2 separate regions of the Homo sapiens genome follow, and region 1 is linked to region 2. Evidence: chromatin loops called from intact Hi-C (ENCODE). Cell type or tissue: IMR-90. All regions are shown on one strand. Each heading gives the region's core, and the rest is flanking DNA. Links, peaks and the distances in the headings are about the cores only. Region 1 overlaps BTBD9 (BTB domain containing 9). Region 2 overlaps ZFAND3 (zinc finger AN1-type containing 3).

Region 1 (2,825 bases), core at 264-2,763, 240 kb after region 2:
TTCCATTCCCAAACCCTCGTTACTCCCTGAACTGATCAAGTGCCCAGGAGCTACATTCTCAAACTGATAGGATAGTCATTGACCACTACCCTCTAGAGCCCTACTAAAGGGGATGGAAGTAGTAGGGTAGGGTGAAGAAATTACAGAGACATTTAAAGTCAATAAACAATATGTCAAAAAAATAAAGTTTTATAGTCTTTGATAAGGCAGTTAATATGACAGTAGTAAAATAATAATATATCAGTTATAGAGGAAGATGACACTATAGACTAAAACACACTAATTAAGTACACAGTGCTGAGTTGTTTGTTGGTGACCAGGAGAAAATGGATTTGTACAGATCTATCCTGTTGCCAGCTCTGTCTACTGTAATTATAAAAAGCATTTTACAAGATAGCTGGCCAGGGCAGTCTATGACCACAGAACAATAAAAACCTTATAGTACTTGGCATTTTAACAGAACTACTCATTTAGACTCTTTAATGAAACCAATTTTAAATGGATGACTCTGTTAAACACGTTCTTCTCAAATAGATGCAACTAATCTCCATGAATTTTCTGCTTGTCTCTGAGTCTAATGTATACAGCTAAAATCTCACTACAGTGAACACAACCGTGACAAAGTCATTTTCCTATTTTACTAGTAGGGCTATTATCAACAAGATATTATTTATCTGGTTACCACCAATTCTCAAACAATTCTTTATAGATGATGGTTTATCTATTTCTAACAGGGTTCCTATGAACCTTCTAATAAAAACAGTACTTGATTATATGCTCTTTATTATCTTTTAACCTCAGAAAGGAGATGAATACAGAAAGGTCAGATATCAGGAAAAGAAATGACAAGAGGTTTGCATTGGACATCAGAGGACAATTAAATGGTATATAACTGTCTAAAGGAATTAGAGCTATTGTTCTAGATCCCAACCAACCCTTCTCACAAGGTTCCTGAGGTAAGTATATGCCAAGGAAAGTTCCAGCAAATGAGAAGCAAAGGGATACTTTATTGTTGGTACTTGTACAATTTTTGGCCCAAAACCCTAATGCAAAGGGTGTATAGGACATGGAGCACTCCCTGTTCCCAAGTTGCTTATGCCTGAACAGCTTCAAACCAAAGCAAGCCAGGAGGCCTTCTCTGTCCCTTTGTCAACATCCAAAGCTTATTCTTGGTTCTTACCACTATAATGTAAGGAAGAATCAACCCAGTACACTTTGTAGTACAGTAATGTCCTTTTATCCATGTGGGGTGCATTCCAAGACCCCCCAGTGGATGACTGAATCCACAGATAGTATACAACCCTATATTTTGTATACTATATTGTTTTGATTTGATAACTGAGATGGCTACTAAGTGACTCCTGGACTACGGTCCAGCTGCACATGTCAGACAAGGGGATGCTTCACATTCCAGGGAGGATGGAGCAGGCCAGTGTGAAATCTCATTACACAGTCATGCAATTCAAAAGTAGAGATAATGACATGCAATTTAAAACTTTTCCATTGTTTACTTCTGGAATTTTCCATTTAATATCATGCACCACAGTTGACTACAGGCAACTAAAACCACAGAAAGCAAAACCACAGATAAAAGGGGATGACCATACCAGAGAATCAGAGTAAATATAGGGAGATCATTGCCCCCCATTGCCTAGCACTGAGCTGCCCCTGAGCTGAGTTAGAAATTGGTTTCATTAAAGATTCTTACTCTTACTGCCCTAGGAAACAAAAAATAAGGGTATCCAAGGAGAGAAAAGGATGGATCTGCTTACCACTTTGTTGTAAAGAACAGAATAAAGGAGAAGAGTCAGGAGAGATGGAGGAGAGCGAATTACAAAGCAGGAAGGCAGGGCCTCCTTCTAGGTTGTAGTGGTCCTGGCTCACGCCACTTAGGGCCCAGTGGGAGACCAAAGACACAAGTGATTCCACTAAACTATTCTGAGCCTGCTCTGAGTGCTGCAAACAGACTAATCTGATCATCATCTTCTTGTCCACAATTTCAGGAAGGAGTGAAGATGGATATAGGGGAAGGCATGAAGAAATGGTCGAAGGAAGAGGTCCTTCACGTCCCTTGTACGTTGGATTCCTAGGTATTTTATTCTCTTTGAAGCAATTGTGAATGGGAGTTCACTCATGATTTGGCTCTCTGTTTGTCTGTTATTGGTGTATAAAAATGCTTGTGATTTTTGTACATTGATTTTGTATCCTAAGACTTTGCTGAAGTTGCTTATCAGCTTAAGGAGATTTTGGGCTGAGACAATGGGATTTTCTAGATATACAATCACATCATCTGCAAACAGGGACAATTTGACTTCCTCTTTTCCTAATTGAATACCCTTTATTTCCTTCTCCTGCCTAATTGCCCTGGCCAGAACTTCCAACACTATGTTGAATAGGAGTGGTGAGAGAGGGCATCCCTGTCTTGTGCCAGTTTTCAAAGGGAATGCTTCCAGTTTTTGCCCATTCAGTATGATATTGGCTGTGGGTTTGTCATAGATAGCTCTTATTATTTTGAGATGCGTCCCATCGATACCTAATTTATTGAGAGTTTTTAGCATGAAGGATTGTTGAATTTTGTCAAAGGCCTTTTCTGCATCTATTGAGATAATCATGTGGTTTTGTCTTTGGTTCTGTTTATATGCTGGATTACATTTACTGATTTGCGTATGTTGAACCAGCCTTGCATCCCAGGGATGAAGCCCACTTGATCATGGTGGATAAGCTTTTTGATGTGCTGCTGGATTCGGTTTGCCAGTATTTTATTGAGGATTTTTGCATCAATGTTCATCAAGGATATTGGTCTAAAGTTCTCTTTGTTCGTTGTG
Region 2 (2,825 bases), core at 232-2,731:
GAATTATTATTATTTATTCAAATCTAGGAACTAAAATGTAAAGATAAGTTTTGGTTTTGTGTGTATGAATGTACTATGCAGAGTCCATGTTGCTACTCTGTATAAGACCCAAGCCTTGATTGCCTCCCCGGAATGCTAATACAAAGGCTGTCATAGTTACTTTGTGGGCTAAAGCTGTATCCTTTAGGAAGGCAGTGAGAAACTTACTGAAAAAAAATGGAAGCCTGCTAGCTGAAAAATTTAAACACATTAACCAAAATGGCTGCAAGTAAACTCTTATCCAAGAGCTAAATTCCTGAGAGCTGTTTGAAATAATTTATTTAGACCTGTAAGAAGATCAGAAAGGGGTTGGATTTAGTTTACTCTCTCTAGAAACTAAACATCATATAATATAGACTCTCATCTATAATGAGAAGGGATGTTGTATTCAGGAATAGGCTGGAAAATATTAATCCAGCTTTTCCAATCTTCATTATTTTTTTAAAAAAGGAAATTTTGCCTTTCTCTGTGTAAATCAAGTTGAAATGTTTCTCTAGCTAGAGTTGATGTCATTGCACCAGCCACTTGTTTGACCTAGTTAATAGAACTTATATTTATTGCAACCTTCCCCTCGTCACCTCATTTTAAGACAGGGGTTCACAAGGAATGGCCTGCAGGCTGCTTTAACCAGGTAATTAGAACAGCATGTGTGTGACAGCTAGTAGTTTAAAGCAGTAATTCAGCTGTGTCTGAAAAGATTATTCACCTTTCCATTTACTCATTTCTCTATTTGTACTGAATTTTACATGCCAATCCACAGTTTTCTATGTCAGTGCCTATAATTGACTGTACTTGTTACATAATTAGCAACTGTGCCTTGAATTGAAACTCCTTCTATCTTTTGTTTTACTGATAGCCAAGAAGCAGGTAGATTTTCATGTTCTCTCTGAAAGCTTTCAGGGATAGCTCAGTCAGTCAGTCAATCACAGGGTATCTCTATGACAACTCTTGTGACATTTATTTAATGGCACTTGGCAAAATAATTAAAATTAATAGCTTATTTAAACAAGCAGAGTTAAAGCTTTGTTTAAAAGGGTACTTACTGTTTCAAAATAAATTTTATTTTACAAATGACTTAAAATTCTAGAATTTAAAAAGACTTCTAATGAAAAAATATTTTCTAGCTTGTGCATTGATTTTCTAACCTTTTGTCCATTTAGGGATCTGAAAAAAAGTGGTAGTACAATGTTGGGCTTCTTAAACAGTGATTTCCTCAGCTTTTTAAGAAAAGCCTATTATGTTTTACATTCAGTTTCATCTTTTGTGTGAACTTAAATGTGCCAGATTGCATCTACAGTGTTTTTATTTAGTGGGGCAAACTAGTCTCTTCCTTTTCTCTTTGTATGAAGCTTTTACCTTCTCCACCTCTACTCCAACCCATGCAAGAAATGGAGATGTTAAAATGCAAGAAAATAATGCAGAATAAGAAAGGATAAAGTCCATTGGGGTTGGCCTAATATACTGTTGCTAAACCTGCTTTACTGAAAAGCCGCCTGATATATTATACTGGGATGTATCACCCTTTGATAGTTATTTTATTAGGAAAAAAGTATTTGCATTTCCAGTTCAAGATATAAGGAGCATCTAAGAAAGAACTACTGCAAAGCCAGCAGAGGGAGCACATCATGTGTTTGCTGGCTTGTCTTGAAAAATATGCAGTATCTTTTGAAAGATTCTTGACCAATGTAACTAAAAATAAACAAGATCATTTTTTCCAGTGTGGCTTCAAAATTAATATTTTAAAAAGGGGAAGAAAAAAAGATTCTTTGTCAAAAGCTGATAATGGATCTTCTCCCCAAATAGGGACTTCTAGGCATTTTAAAAAGTTGATCTAGACAAAAGAGGAATTAAGTTGAGTCCTCAGCAGGAATTGTAGCTTGTTCATTGAATGGTATTTATTTTCCCATAGGCCTTTTTGATTAATACTTCAAATTTGACTTTTAATTTGATACATACAATTGTTCTCATACCACTTCCCAAAAAGGGTTTTATTTTTATTTTTATTTTTTCTAAGTATGGAAATAGCAGCACATAAGAAGGTTCCTATTACATGTATAGGATTGTTGATGGTTGTCTTGCTTCTAATTTGTGCTGTTAAATAGTCACAGTTTACTGGAAATTTAAGTTTTTACACTTCCTGGGCCTAGTGTAAAGTTGATTTCCTGTTGAGCTTTCGGGGTTCATAAATATAGGCCTGCTTTTCTTTCTTGGTGGCTTTTTTGATGCATGGGATTATGGAAGTTTTATACATGCATTAAAGTTCTTTTTCCTTGGTGAACTATAGCTGAAGTGTGTAACTCGAGAGCAGTAAGAAATACTTAAAAGTATTTTGCTTAAGAAAATATCTTCACATGTGACATCCCGAATCTTCTATTATGTTTCTTTACTTTGCAGTCTCATTTTCAAAATATATTATCATAGCCAAGGCATTTTTCTCTAAACTTCTTTTTAACAAAGGGTTCCCTCCTTATGCTGCTCTAATTTTGCTTATTCAGGACGTGTCTCACGGTTTCTAAGCAACCAAGATAATACATATATAATAATTGTGTATTTTAGCTTTGAAAGTCTTAAAAATAATCCTCAAAAAGGGAGAGAGGGTGATTTGTTTTCTTAGGTACCCATGTTCTGAGTTATCAATATTGTTTATATTTAGACACTGACGAAATAGTAAACTTAGGTTGCTTAATTAGCATATGGGAGATCCTCATTAATGTAATTCTCTTATTGTACTTAATACAAATTCCTGCCTTTTCTTTTTCTGTAATATGAACTGTTGTGTAAGCAGT

What was found. A loop is a pair of places that touch in the nucleus more often than their neighbours do. Peaks named below come from ENCODE experiments on the same cell type or tissue, not always from the same donor. Only the 100,000 strongest peaks of a DNase experiment are listed, where the experiment ranks them.
Region 1: a loop joins it to region 2, with 3 times the contacts of the local background. A loop is called at or near these places in 2 of 110 quality-filtered maps.

What each region holds. Positions count from the first base shown.
Region 1 is chr6:38,272,029-38,274,853 of GRCh38, forward strand. All of the region lies in intron 8 of BTBD9 (BTB domain containing 9), which reads right to left. Among named protein-coding and RNA genes, the nearest start is that of BTBD9-AS1, 210 kb to the right of the region's middle. In IMR-90, for the core only: no CTCF peak of the experiment used is centred there; a DNase peak (open chromatin) is centred at 1,463; H3K27ac peaks cover 555 bases.
Region 2 is chr6:38,032,854-38,035,678 of GRCh38, forward strand. All of the region lies in intron 2 of ZFAND3 (zinc finger AN1-type containing 3), which reads left to right. Among named protein-coding and RNA genes, the nearest start is that of ZFAND3, 210 kb to the left of the region's middle. In IMR-90, for the core only: a CTCF peak has its summit at 1,650 (motif pointing right); a DNase peak (open chromatin) is centred at 1,658.